Regions from separate parts of the Homo sapiens genome. Here region 1 is linked to region 2. Evidence: read pairs that join two places in POLR2A ChIA-PET (ENCODE). Cell type or tissue: PC-9. All regions are shown on one strand. Links, peaks and the distances in the headings refer to the core of each region. The heading gives the core; the rest is flanking DNA.

Region 1 (7,350 bases), core at 1,209-6,208, 1.2 Mb before region 2:
AGTATGTTTTTTGGTGTTTTTTGAGACAGGGTCTTGCTCCGGTTGCCCAGGCTGGAATGCAGTGGTGTGATCACGGCTCACTGCAGCCTCGACTTCCTGGGCTCAGGTGATCCTCCCATCTCACACTCCTGAGTAGCTGGAATCATAGGTGCATGCCACCATGCCTGGCTAATTTTTATACTTTTAGTAGAGTAGGGGTTTGAGAAGGGGTTTTGCCATGTTGCCCAGACTGGTCTTGAACTTCTGAGCTCAAGCAATCCATTCACCTTGGTCTCCCAAAGTGTTGGGATTACAGGTGTGAGCCACTGTGCTCGGTCGGCTTAGTGTGTTTTTTGTTTACACATTCTAAGTTTTCAGTGCTGTTGTGTTTGGAATAATGAGGAATACTCAATTCACATGAAAGCAACAGTTCATCTTGGTGATTGTGTTTAGGACTATGAGAGCCGATTCTGCCGGCATCCTCCCTAGAGCTCTCCATCCCCCGATGTGGATCTCCGGATTATCGGGTAGACACTGTCGTCATCCCCATGTTACAGACACAAAGCCTGGGTGGCTGAGGCCGGCACAGCTGCTGAGTGAGAGTCCAGTTCTGGACCCCGAAGACAGGTTGCCCTTCATCCTTCCAAGACGTGGCCTCTCTCCTCAGGATGTGTGTCCCACATTCAGAGTCCCTGATGGCTCCACGTCCCATAATTAACCTCTCAACAGGGAAGATGTCCACCTGGAAGTTACACAGAGCTTCGAAATTTCCTGGAACTTGTGTTTCGAGTGGGGGAAAAGCCACTACAATGCTGCCATACTCAACAAGACCAATACAAGTCTCAGCAGACATCACAACCTGGCGCCAGATTCCAACAAACTCTGCACAGTAATGACAAAAAAGCACAGTTTCAAAAAAAATCAACAAAGAAACCCAGCTCTCTCTGTGAAACCTTCCATTTACTTGGCCACTTTCCCACGGACATTCAATTAAAAACAACTGTGGGAAAAGCGAATCTAGCCATTAGACACTGCAGAAGCTGGCTGGGCAATAAAATCTGCCTCTCTCCTAACAGCCCAGAGAAGCCTTTTAGCATTTACATTCAACAGAAGCCAAAAGCCAGGAGCCCCAAGAGGGGGCCCACATCATCGTTCCAATCCAATCCGAGTTCAATAAATGTCTCTGATAGGACACCAAAACACAGGCAGCAAAAGAAAAAAATAGCCAAACAGGATACCAGCAAAATAAAAATCTTCTGAGCTTCAAAAGACACCATCCAGAAAGGCAACCTACAGAATGGAAAAGAATATTTGCAAACCATATATCTGATCAAGGAGCTGTATCTAGAATATAAAGGGCCAGACAACTCAAACAATAAAAAGGCAAATAATCTAATTTTAAAATGAGCAAAGGATTTAAACAGACATTTCTCCAAAGATGCACAATGGCCCATGAGCATGTGAAAAGATGACTGTCATCACTAGTTGTTAACCTCAGGAAAATGTAAATCAAAATCACAATAAGATGTCACTTTCTATCCACAAGGATGGCCAGGATCAAAAAGATACAAGACCACCCTGACTGTCAAACCCAGCATCGGAACCTCTCGCAGCCAACCATCTGCACTCACCCCCAATGCACCCCTGCGCTGCTGCTGTGGGTGCCCCAGGCGATGCCCTCTGACTCTGGCAGAGCAGGGCAGGCAACTGTAGGGGACAAGAGCAGCAGAGGGGCTCACCTCTGTACCTCCCTAGACCCTTAGACAGGCATCTACCCTGGCCCTCTCGTCCCAAGCTGTCCCTATATTCCTGCAACGGCTTCTTCCCTCCCTAGCGACCTGGCCAGAGAGTTGCCCACGATGAGCGGCAGAGTCAGAGACCAGACCTGCAGGTCTGAGGGCTGAGCACAGGAAGGATAAATGATACCCCACACAGGGTCTACATCCTCATTCCCGGAACCTAGAAATACACCACCTTAGATGCTCAAACGGACTTTACACATGTGATTAAGGATACTGAGATGAGGGATTATCAGATAAATTCCGGGGACAGGAATTATACAAGGTGACAAGGTGTCTTGTCACAGCAGAGCAAGGAAGCAATCAAAGACTGCAAGGGTTATGTCCAAAAGACTCAAGGGCCAACTCCACAGGGCCTCGTGGATCAAGGAGGACAAGGTGAACATCAATGAGAGTAACAGCAGCAAAGGCCTAAAAGGCATGGAGCACACTTAAACCCACAAGCTCACAATTACACACAAAAACAAACGACAAAACTCACCAGTGACCTTCAGATGATGTAAAGCAACGAGCTCATTCCTCTGAAAGATGGTAAATAAAGAAAGCCTTTCCTGTGTGAGCCGAAGAGCTGATGAGGGCACTTCCTCTCTGCAGAAGTCTTTTACCTGATTCAGGAGTGAGTGTCTTGGATTATCACTCTGCAGCCCCCAGGAAGGAAGGAATGAAGCTAGACAGCCACCTTCAGGACCCGCTCATCACCCAGCAGAACGCCCACGCCCCCATGCCACAGTCTTGCCAACTAGCCCCGGTCCGGCGCAGGCTCCAGCTGCAACCGCCAGGTCACCAGAAAGAGAGGGAGGAGGAACTTGCTCAACACGCCACATGGACACAGGCAGTGAGAGCTCTGCCGTGGCCACACAACAGGACAAGCCAAGCTCCCCAACAAATAGACTGGAGAGCAAGAGGGAGGAAACGGCTGTGTCCATCACAAGTGACAGTGGCCCATTAGAACCCACGAACCTTACTTAACACTTATTTGAACAACAGCCACATACAAAAAGAAAAGAGACTGAAAACTTTTTGAGACAATGGGGATTTTAAATGACTGATTATTTGATGGATTCACGTGTTGATGTGTTAAAGCTGTGACAATGGTATTAGGGTCGCATGTTCGGAAGACACCTGCATGACGGTAGAACTGCTTTGGAACAATACAGTGAGGCAGGCCTGGCCCTGCTCAGCCATCGCTGAAGATGGGGACAGCAGCCTAGTCCGCTCCTTATTGTCTTTTCACTTTCGTAAATGTTTGAAATTTTCCGTAATAAAAAATGAAAGATAGCCAGTGAAGGTGCTAGATTTGGACGGGGGTATCACTCTGTTCTGTTTTGCTGTTTATTATTTGTTGCAAACATAAACCTGGGCTCACAATTGTGGAAGGTTACACCCTCCCAGCTCATTCAGAGAGAAATTTCAGAGCCAGGGGACCTCATGGCCACTAAGTTTCCACGATTCCCTGGAAGAGTCACATATAAACACACTTGTGATCATTACCAAACGACAGGACAAGCCCAGTGCACCCCGGCGTCCCCTCCCAGTTTTAAGGACGAATCATGTATGGGCCCCCGCAAGAGATGGGAATGAGCCAGGGCGCCGCTGGTCTCTAAGCCACGAGCCACAGCCATGACTAACTAGGAAACTAGGACAACAGCTACCATTCAACAGCTAATTCAACAACAATACAAGTAACCTTCACGGTAAAAACGAGAACCTCATTTGCCTACCTCGAAAATAACCAAAGCAAAGCAAGCCAGTGAAGCTGGGGGGCCCTGGGAACCCTACTTTCCCAGATGGCCCTCCACGGCGGGGCTCTCTCAGCCCAGCACAGTGCAGAGCTGTCACCGTGACTCAACGGAGGGCAAGCCTCATCCCCAAAGCTGCTCCAGAAAAGAAAAGGCTCAGAAGTCCCAGGTGGATGGCCCTTCCCTAGGCCTGGCCTGGCCCCCACGCTCCTCCCAGCTGTCCTTCTGACCCTGGGCCACTCCCCCTTCTGCTGCTCCTCTTGGTTTGAAGGAGGGGAGGGGCATGGTGACATCTCTTTTTAATTAAGGCTTTCTTACAAGTAATCTTTGCAAAGAGCCCTGTCCTGGAGTGATTTTGTGTGAGAGGGAAGAACAGATCAGCGGAGGGGCTTCCAACCATAAACATTCCCAGAGCTGCGAATATGTGCCCCTGGCCACAGGATTACACGTAGGAAGCCAGCACACGCTACGCTATCATTACCATCTCACCCATCTCCCGTGGCTGACGGGGATCGGGGGAAGAAAGGGTGGGGGCCGGCCGGAAGCCCCGTGGGCCGAAGCCACCCCAGGCCCTCAGCCCAGACCACCAGGCCGCGCAGGCTGGCCTCCTGAGGCTGTCCCTGGCAAGCCGCCCCACGCTGGAGCCAGGCTGCCGGCAAAGCGCTGCTCACTGCCGCTTTCTTCACATGTGGTTTGATTGACGCAAATCAAGAGGCAAGCAAATGATTCATAACTGTCCAAGCACAGGGCTCACCCAGAAACGGCAGGAGCCCAGACTTGCTGATTCACCAAGAAACGGCTTTGTGTACCGGAGGCGCTGTTGGTCGGGACGCTATCATGTATGCACACGGAGCTCTGCAAATGTGATGGCAGTGGCGATGTCATGGCCCACGGAGTGACAGCAGACCCTAACCCCACCAACAGGCAGCAATGCAGGGCCGCCACGAGGGGGACACACATGGAAGAACAGCAGCCACCGCCCCTGCCTGCACGGTCTGTGTGTGTGCGGGTGGCACACCTGGGTTCGGTACTGCCACCCTGCGACTCCAGGTCCAGCCTCAGAGTGAGGCTGGGGGCCTCTGCAGTGCCTGGTCCCACTCCCCACCCCTCAGGCTGCCAGGCACACCCATGATGCAAGAAGGCAAGATAGAACGCCAGGACCCCTGCCTTCCAGGAGCTCACAGGGAGGGGAAGACACCCAGGGGAGCCCCAGATAGCTCCTCATGGTGCCACGTGCCACCCTGAAGGTATGGGGCGGAGAAGATGAAGCTCCTCTGTCGCCTGCCTCATTTGGGAAAGCTTCCCAGAGGAGGAGAGGCCTTAAAAGGATGGGCGGGAAGGCACCAGGCGGTGGTGGACAGGCTCCGCCCAAGCAGATGGCCAGCATGCTCTGAGCCAGCGCAGGCCAGGGACCTCTGGGGCTGGGACTGCCCTGGGGCCAGGCAAAGAACCAGTGTTCCTCCACTGCCAGGGAGGACTGCGCAGGGACCTGACTCACGGCAGACACCGACCCCCACGCCAGCAAGTTCACTCTGGTGGCAACGCAGAGAACCTGAAGATGGCAGACAAGTTAGAGCAGCTGCACCAGTCTTACAGAGGCAGGGAGAGGCCCCGAACCAGAGAGCGGGTGCGGACCCTTGGCAAGTATGCCTTGGAAGTGTTGAGGGGAGAAGGCGTCAAGTCGTGGTCCCGCCAACAGAGAGGCCTGTCTAACTGACTCAGCAGCCCCTCTGCCTCCAGCTCCCTGTGTCTGGACCCCAGGCCACAGGACGGGGGCAGGAGTGGGACAGGCACCCGGGTTCTGCATGTATGGCCTGTGCCACCTTCAAAGCAGCCCTGACGGACCTCCCAACTAGGCCAGAGATTGCTCCATTGGTCATCAGTGCTGTTCCTGAAACGGCTTCACCAGTCATGGGGACCTAAGTCCCTCTAGCTGGAGATGAGACACCGATACACCGCAGACACCATCTGCTCTCCAGACACAGGCCACTTCCTGGACATTGCCTGCTGCCTGGACACTGCCCGCTGCCTGGACACTGCCTGCTGCCGGAACACTGCCTGCTGCCTGGACACTACCCGCTGTCTGCTGCCTGGACACTGCTCGCTGCCCAGACAAAGGCCGGCTGCAGAGGCCAGCAGAGCAGCAGAGCCAGGCGAGGCAAGACGGCAGAGGGAGGCCAGGGGGAATGACAACAGGCTCCAGGGTGAAGCCACCACCAAGTGATCAGGTCTGTGTATGAGTTCATTCTTCTTGCAACACTGTCTGTCACCGTGCCACAAAATCCCCCAACCCTGACCCCCTAACACACACCCCTCTAGCCCTTGGGGAACACCATTCGAGAGTCAGCTGTGGAGCCTCCCCTGCTCTGTGCAGCCCCTTTCCACTGCCGCGCCCTCCTGGGCCTGCATTTGCCCCTGCTGGTGGCACCTGGGACTCTGCACGGCACTAATATTTTGCAATTCTCTTAACCATTCTTGAAAGCAGGGACGGGGTCCTGCTCACCTTGGTGTACCCAGCACCTGGTATAGTGGGGTCCCGAGGTTAGCAGAAGGATCAGTAAAAGAAGAAAACATGTATTTGGAGGACAACCATGCTCCCAGAGCCGAGCCCGGTGAGCTCAGCTTCTGAAGCTCCCCAGAAATAGCAGATGCCCTCTTGTTCCCGGTCTGTCCAGTAAGGCCTTTCCAAAGGCACAAGGGTGAGAGGTGGGGAGAGGAGGAGCACCAAGCTCATTACCAGAAGGGAAGCTGGGGAAACGACAGGGAAGCCCAGAAGTGCAGACCCAGGTGGACAGGCCCTGGGCCACCACCCTGGGAGTACGGGCCGGTCAGCAGGAAGGAACATGTTTATGGTCTCTGCGCTGTTGGTGCCAGTCACGCCATGGTGGCCCATCGCTGATCATCACACGTTCTGTACTCCGGAGCAGGAACCAGGGTCTCAGGGCACTTCCACAAGCTCACCGGACATGTGCCCACTCTCACCGCACGCATCCCCGGAACCAGTGAGGCCAGTTCTAGCTGCCTAAAAGGGCCACACAGCCGCCCAGCCTGGTGTAGCCACAAGGACCCTGGCTTGATAATGTCTGCTTTGGAAAGACACTTCCAGAACGCCCAACAGCGCTTAGCAAACTCACACAGAAAACACCTGCGTTCCACAGCAACTCCACCCGGGCCGGGACCCAGGCCTGAAGCAGTTCCTACTACTCAGGTTCTCAGATCTGCCGGAAACAAATAACTGAGAATACTCTCCGCTCAGCAGGCCCCAGTCATACGCCCCAGTCACACACCCCAGCCACACACTCCAGCCACACACGCCAGCCACACACTCGGCTCCCCGTCTCTCCTGAGCAGGCCAGCCACACACCCCAGCCACACACCCCAGCCACACACCCTAGCAACACACTCCAGCCACACGCTCCAGCTACACACTCCAGCCGCACACTCGGCTCCCCGCTGGTGGAGGCCACCTGGAGGCTCAGGGTGTCTTGAGAAATGAACAGGTGCTCACCATTGGCTGGAAAGGGTTGAGTTTTCAAATTATCCCACCATTAGAGAAAAAAAGAAAAAAAAAAAAACAGACTGGTAACAAAGCATCAAGCCAAGTGGGGGTGACTTCACCCTGAGGACCCTCCAGTGGCAGTCTTCCAAGAAGAGGTGCCCACCAACCAGTATTTTCTACAAGGCCACAGAAAGCATTTGTTTAAAAAAAAAATTGACAATCTAATTGGTAAAGAAAAGGATAATTTTTAAAATGTAAAAACATATTTTGGGCCAGGACAAGGGCTCACGCCTATAATCTCAGCATTCTGGGAGGCTGAGGCAGGCAGATTGCT
Region 2 (7,350 bases), core at 1,009-6,008:
ACTGTGCCTGACTTTGTCTTTTTGAAGGACATTAGGCCACCTCTTTAAAATACTGAAATGTGCACCCTGTAACTCAGCAGATGTGTTTCTCATCATCTGTTCTATAGAAGCCACCGCTGCCATTTTAATATCACTTTGTTTGAAATAAAAACACTCTTGAGCTGAGGCATGGTAAAACAGAGGCTGCAGCCCTTTTCTGGAATAGTGACAATGGGTTGGAACAGAGGTGTGGGCGGAGCTTTAGGCCCTGATGTGGAGAGGCCACCAAGGCTCGCTCAGGGTTCAGTTAGAAAAACAATGCCGCACACAATGGGCATCAGATGCTTGAACAGGGCCATTTACGAACCAGAGAAAGTTCTAGAAAGATGCGCCCACAGTGGCTCACCCTGATCACTCTGGGTGAGGGTGTGAATGGGAACCCTCTTTTTTCTTTTTCATATATTTCAGAATGTGATGTGTTCTATTTTAACCACTACTAGAGATTTTTCAAGCTTTTCAAAAGCTTCCAGTTCTGGTTGTTGGTCCCAAAAACTGGATCCTGTGGGACAACACGGTCTTCAGCTGATCTAGCCCTGCCTCCAACCAGCGACAGTCCCTGGCACCTGCGTCTCTGCTGCTAACCCTCCTGATGAGTGCGCCAGGAGTATTCCGACCAGTGACAGTCCCTGGTGCCGGCATCTCTGCCACTAACCCTCCTGATGGGTGCACCAGGCATATGGCCTCCGACCAGTGATAGTCCCTGGCACCGGTGTCTCTGCCACTAACCTTCCTGATGGATGCACCAGGCGTACGGCCCTCGGGCCTCTCGCGTTCAGCCCAAGCTCATTGAGTGGAAATCCCCGGGTTACCAGCCCTCCCACTACCCTGTACCCAATGCCACTCCGGGTGCCACGCGCCAGAGTCAATTTCCGCCCAACACCACGACTGTGTGTGGCTCTGGCATTTCCAACCACTAGGAGGGCAGGAGGGCTGGCCAGCAGGCGAGGTCTCTGTGTGTGATTTTGAAATGCCTTTTCCCACAATGGCAATTAAAGTGCAATGCCTAATTCTGGACAGCTTCAGAACGAGCTTTAGAAATGGATGAGCTTTAGAAATGGTCACGTAGCAAGAAAATCTCCTTCCAGAAAACCTGCAGGCATGGAGGGAGACTGAGGTGGGGCTAGGGCTGGGGCTGAGGGCTGGGTCTTCCTGAGGCACTGTGGGGGCAGAAAGCAGGAGGCTGGCTGGTGACTGACGCTGCAGAGGAAGACAGAAAGCTTGCACTTTCTCCACGATTGTGTTGAGCAACATTCTAAACACAGTCCTGAGGCTCTCAGTGAATACAGGAGTCTTCACGTTGGGGACAGAATCTCGGAGGGCAGGCCTGTTGGTCTGGACCAGGGGCATGGGGGAAATGTCCAGGCCCTTGGGGCCACACAAGTGCAGTGCCCGGCTCCGCCAGATTCACACTTTTCCAAACACCCCTGCTCCTTCTTAGCTTGAGGGTTAATGGCAATGCCACCTCACGTGGTCATTCATTCATTCAACAAGCATTGGTCACTCCTACAACAACCACTCACCACCCAGCCGTGAAGACCCGAGTCTCAGCGGGCACTGCCCCACCAGGCACATTCTGGTGCTTCGGATACAGCAGAACCAACAGCTGCCCTTGCCCTGGTGATGCAGTTACCTTCCAGGGAGAGGAAGCCAGCTCATCCATGAAGAGATGATTTCTTAGGGCAGCTGGTGCTGGTGAGGACACCAGGCGGGAAGCCCAGCCAGCAGTCACTCTGTGAAGCGGCTTAGCGGACTCTGCCTAGCCTGGTGCCCAGCACCTCTGACCCCGCAAAAACACGCACCCATGTGCCCCTGGTGGCAGAGACAAACACAGCTACAGCAGCGCTCTTGAAACCACACGATTGTCCAGCCACGGTGGCCTGGGCATGGAGACCACAGGCGCTCACAACGGAAGGCCACCTGAGGACGAGAAGTGGGCAGCAACGCAGGTGGTGCTCAGGATCGAGAGACCGAGGTCAGCGCCAGGGAGAGTGCCAGGCCCGGCGGCCCAGTCCATGGGTCAGGGTCGAAGGCAGGGCACCTGTCCTGTGGCAGGGGAGCTTTGGGCAGGGGGACTTCAGGGTGCAGGACAATGTGGAGAGGACGTGAGGGGTCCCTGGGGCAGGGCATGCTCTGTTTCTCAATCTGGGTGCACTTTAAGAGATGCAAATTCATCAAGCCCTACCGTCAGGCTTGCACACTGATCTGCGGTATACCACACAGCGTGGTGACTCACACCTGTGATCCCAGCACTTTGAGAGACCAAGGCAGGAGAATTACTGGAGGCTAGGAGTTCAAGAGCAGCCTGGGCAAATAACGAGACCCTGTCTCTACAAAAAAAAAAAAAAAAAAAAAAAAAAAAATTAGCCAGATGCGGTGGTGTGCACCTGTAATTCCAGCTATTCAGGAGGCTGAGGCAGGAGGATTGCTTGAGCACTGGAATTCAAGGATGCAGTGAGCTATGATCGTGCCACTGCACTCCAGCCTGGGCAACAGAGCAAGTTCTTGTCTCTAAACAACAACAACAAAAATGGTTAAAATATCACGGGCAACACCTTGGAAACCAATTCATGCACAAGGATTGAAGATGCTTCCAGTTCACTCAGACCTCTGTAAACTGTGGCAGTTCCACCTGTCCAGAGTCAGCCCAGTGTTCCTGCTGGGTGGGAGGGAGCCAGGGCTTGCCTGCTGGAGACCTGGCGCCTCCCCTTCCAGGTAAGGGCTCTGTCTTCAGGGTCTGCCCACCTTTTCCAAGGCATGAGATGATGGGAGGGGAGGATGTCGCTGGAGAACGTAGTGATAAACAGGGAGGTGACAGGGCAGGGACGATCACAAGCTGTTGTGAACTTGTGTGAATTGTTAATACTTAACCTCCCTGAGCCAGGTGCTTTTCTATAAGCTGGATGCAAACAGACCCACCTCTCAGGGAGACTGTGCACATCTGAGACAGTCTTCAACTGCGTTCCCCCAAGAAGCAGATGCTGAGACAAGGTTCGTTTACTGGATGGTCCCAGGAAACAGCAGCAGGGGCGTGAGGAAGAGATGAGGAGGGAAGTAGCAGGATGGGTGATCGGTGCAGCTCACTGTGACCTGGCTCAGCCACAAGAAACCTCAGGAGACAGCGTAGAGCAATGGTCAAATAAAAACGACCGTGGCCACTGGTTCAGAGAAGCTCCTGCCCCAAACCCAACACCCAGACCAAACCAGAATGGAGTCACTCATGCTTCATGTCACATCATCAAACTGAACTTAGAAAGGGCCCCTTTTCCCAAAATGAAGAGATTCACCGCAGCCAATCAGTCTACCTGAGTCAGGAGACTCAGGAAGTCCCTCCGTGTTAGTCTGACAAGGAAAGTGACCCCACAATGCCCAATCACTTGCTGTCCTCTTATTTCTGTTTCTTCAGCCTTTTCTGCCTGTAAAGCCCACCTCTTCCACTCAGCTTATGGGAACACCCTTCCTAACTCTCCAAATGCGATGCTGCCTGATTCGTGAGTCACCAGGGATAGCCAATTAGATCTTGCGCGAGTCGGCTCTTCCATTGCTATGAAGAAACACCTGAGGCTGGGTCGTTTATAAAGAAAAGAGGTTTAATCAGCTCAGGCTGTAGAGGAAGCACAATACCATCATCTGCTTCTGGTGAGGGCTCAGGAAGCTTCCACTCATGGTGGAAGGCAAAGGGGGAGCAGGTGCGTCAACGGCAAGAGCAGGAGGAAGAGAGAGAAGGGAGAGGCCCTAGGCTCTCTTAAACAACCAGCTTTCTCGTGTGAACTAACTCAGCGACAGCTCACTCATCGCCAAGGGGATGACGTCAAGCCATTCACTAGGGTCCCACCCCTGTGACCAAACACCTCCCACAGGGCCTCACCTCCACCACTGGGGATCACATTTCAACAGGAGATTTAGAGAGAAGAAACTTTCAAACCATATCAGATCTTAACTAAATGTGTTGAAAGTTTGTTTTGTAACAGCACACACATGCCTGGGTTTCCAGCTGTGTAGCAGGAACTGGTGCCTGTCCACCAGCTAAGGGATACGTCTAAGTCATTTTCTTTCTGCCACTTCCAGGTTACTCTGCCAGGGGACCCAGGGAAACCCAGCAGGCAGCGGTCACTGGCGACCTTGAGTGTGGAGAAGGGAGCGAGGAGGAGCCTGGGTGGACACCTGCAGCACCTGCTTCAGAGGCGAAGTGGGTACAGGTACTCACTGCACTCGCCTCCCTGCACTGGGTGGGTCCTCATGGGTGGGCTGCCATGGTTCTGTTGCAGGCACATGTGATGTGTGGTGGCAGTGGGAGGTGGCCAGGTGGCTGGATTGAGAAATGCAGCTCCCAGCCACCTGGCCACTCCAGCCTCATGATGCTGAGGTTAAGACAGGGTCGCTCACTGGGGGACGGCGCCTTGCCTCTTTCTCTGCACCTCCAGCAGCCTGAACTATGCCCACTTGGGAAGGACGAGATCGTCGGACGCTGGGAGAGGCTCCCTCCATGTCAGGCCTGCTCTCGGGCTCCACGTGGATAATCAGCTCCACACCTCATCCCTCATGGCAATTCTGCTTGGCTTTGGTTTCTACTGAGGTAAAATTCATGTAACATAAAATTAACCACTTTAAAGTGTCCAATTCCGCAGCACTTCATCTGCTCACAGTGCTGTGCAGCCTCACCTCTGTCTAGTTCCGAAACATCTCATCTCCCCACAAGGAAACCACTAAGCAGGCTCTCCCCATCTCTCCGTGCCTCCAGCCCCCACAACCACGCACCTGCTGTCTGCTGCTGTGGGTTCAGGGGAATGTGAAATGCTGGTTATTTCACAGAAATGGAGTCACATAGCCTGTGACCTTTGATGTCCAGCTTTTTTTACTTACCGTGATCTTTCCAAGGCCCCTGCACACTGCAGCAGGAATCGGTGCCTGATTCCTTTTTATGGCTGGAGAACATTCCCTTGCATGGATAGGTCAGTTTTGTCTGCTCATTGGGTGGATATTTGGGATGTTTCCATATTTTGACTACTGTGAATGGTGCTGCTGTGAACATCCATGCAAAAATTTTTGTTTGAATACTTGTTTTCAATTATTTTGTCCATACCCCTAGCTGTATGTTAATTCTGTTTTACTTTCTGAGGAACCACCAAACTGTTTTTACAGTGGCTAAGCCATTTCATGTTTCCACCAGCAATATACAAGGTTTGTCATTTTCCCACATCGTCGCCGACACTTATTTTCCGATTTTTGGTGCTAGCTATCTCGAGTGTGGTGTGTGACATCCTGTTGCTCTGATTTACATGTCCCTGATGACTAGTGATACTGAGCATCTTTTCATGAGATTATTAGTCATTTGCATATCATCTTTGGGAAGGTGTCTATTCAAATTCTTTGCTATTTTTAAAACTGACTTTTTGCTGTTGTGTTGAAGAGTTTTTTTTTTTTCTTCTGGAAACTAGACATTCATGAGATATATGATGTGCAAAAAAATCCTACCATTCTGTGGTTTGTCTTTTCACTGTTTTGATAGTACCCTTTGAAACACAAAGGGTACTATCAAATTTTCATAAAGTCCAATTCTTCTGTTTTTTTCTTTTATTGCCTGTGTTTTTTGTTTCATATCCAAGAATCTCTTGCCAAATCCAATGTCATGAGATTTCCCCAATATTTTCTTCTAAGAGTTTTTGCTCACTGGGGGTTTTGGTCCATTTTGGGTTCCCTGTTGTGTATGGTGTGAGGTAGGGTCTAGCTTCATTTGTCCCTGTACCACTTGTTGAAGAGACTACTCTTTGTCTCATTGAATAATCTTGGCATCCTTGTCCCAAAAAATTGACCACAGGTGTGTGGGTTTGTGTCTGAACTCTTCTATTCCATTTGTCCACATGTCCGCCTTCATGCCAATATCAAACTGTTTTGATTACTGTAGCTTTGTACTGTAGTAAGTTTTGAAACTGGGAAACTGAGTCCTCCAACTCTGTTTTTGTTTTTTAAGACTATGTGGCTATTCAGGGAATATCCTTGTTTCATGCCCATTTTTCCTCCGAGAAAATGAAGAGAGAAGAAGACTGAGTGACCTAAGGGGGTGGCTCAGCTGGTCAGCACCAGCAATGACAGAGGGAGTGACGGGGCTCAGGGGCCAGAAAAGGAGCAGGATGTCCATAGGGCAGAGGTCCTGTGGCTGTGCCTGGCCCTGACCCAAATCTACTGTCCTCACCTGGCTGACAACCCTGCCCTCACAGGCTGCAATCACTCTGCTCATGTGACACTTACTCAGGAAGCCCTGCACCTGCCTGAGAGTCACCTCGCCTCCCTAAAATGAGGCCCAGAGGCCAGGTGTCTAAGCCTCCCTTGGCCGCCCTCCCTGGGCCGCAGCCCCAGGTCTGGGGAGCACTTTGGCCTGAGGCCCTCTGGAAGGGCAGGGCTTCCCTCTGTCACCTTCTCAGGATGCCTTTGCCAGACTTTCGTTGAAGGTAGGGGACCAAGGCCAGGTGGGCTGGTCAACGCCACCTTTAGGGAGGGGCCTCGCCACCACTAGTGCCTGCCCACTCCCCAGCACGGGTGGGCCAGCCAGAGCTGACCCGATGTGGCTGAGCTTGGCTGTAGGTGTGACCCATGGGCCAGGCCATGGTTGCAGGGTGTGGTCAGGGCCTCTCCTCCTCCCTGGTCCTCAGCCGTTGTCTACGGCTTCAGCCTCTCCTCCTCCCAAGTCCTCGGCTGTGTCTTGTTCCAGCCCCCCTCCTCCTTCCCTCCCTGGACACTCCCACTGTGTCCAGGAGGGCCCTGCAGCTGCCTTCACCTCTGGTTGTGCCGGTGGCTGCAGGGCAAATAAAACCAACCCTTCCCCCATCCCCCTCCCCAGGGACCAGGCAGCCTGTCCCTGTCCCCAGAAGAGGCCTTGCACCACCCCTTCCCTCCCACAGGCCTCAGGGGCTCCCTTGCCCTTCAGCCGTCCAACGCTCAGGACACCTGTCCCCTGCCACCTAGCGGGGCATTACTATTGCACAGAGAAACAGACACTCGGATGCGGCAGTTTCGCCTCCTCAGGAAAATAGGATTCCCAGAGAGGACCAGCAGGCCAGGGAGGCTACAGTCCTCCCTCAGCTGCACCATGCAGGTGCCTCTCTCGCCTGTGACTCAGCCTCACCTGCCAAGGTTGCAAGACCCTGCTCGGTGGGCCCTGGCAAGGCCTCCCCCTTAGGAGACGGCTCTTCCACTGAGCCCCTGGATTCCCTCCCACCCAGCGCAGGCCGGCGGCACACAGGGCAGGCCACTGTGAGCACTCTGGCTGCTCTAGGCCCTGACACAGTACAGGCCTGTGTCCTCCGCAGCCAGGTG

The links. ChIA-PET counts read pairs that join two places held together with the same protein. Peaks named below come from ENCODE experiments on the same cell type or tissue, not always from the same donor. Only the 100,000 strongest peaks of a DNase experiment are listed, where the experiment ranks them.
Region 1: POLR2A ChIA-PET joins it to region 2 with 5 read pairs; 1 of 35 experiments calls an interaction of 5 or more read pairs at or near these places.

What each region holds. Positions count from the first base shown.
Region 1 is chr2:239,271,109-239,278,458 of GRCh38, forward strand. The region is part of intron 2 of HDAC4 (histone deacetylase 4); the gene reads right to left. Among named protein-coding and RNA genes, the nearest start is that of MIR4269, 31 kb to the right of the region's middle. RefSeq lists enhancers at 1,935-2,712, 4,361-4,460 and a silencer at 4,609-4,817. In PC-9, for the core only: a CTCF peak has its summit at 4,678; DNase peaks (open chromatin) are centred at 3,403, 3,643 and 4,253; H3K4me3 peaks cover 1,936 bases; H3K27ac peaks cover 2,362 bases.
Region 2 is chr2:240,423,171-240,430,520 of GRCh38, forward strand. No RefSeq gene overlaps it. Among named protein-coding and RNA genes, the nearest start is that of GPC1, 8.8 kb to the right of the region's middle. RefSeq lists enhancers at 3,740-4,241, 4,242-4,741. In PC-9, for the core only: no CTCF peak of the experiment used is centred there; a DNase peak (open chromatin) is centred at 3,891; H3K4me3 peaks cover 482 bases; H3K27ac peaks cover 2,008 bases.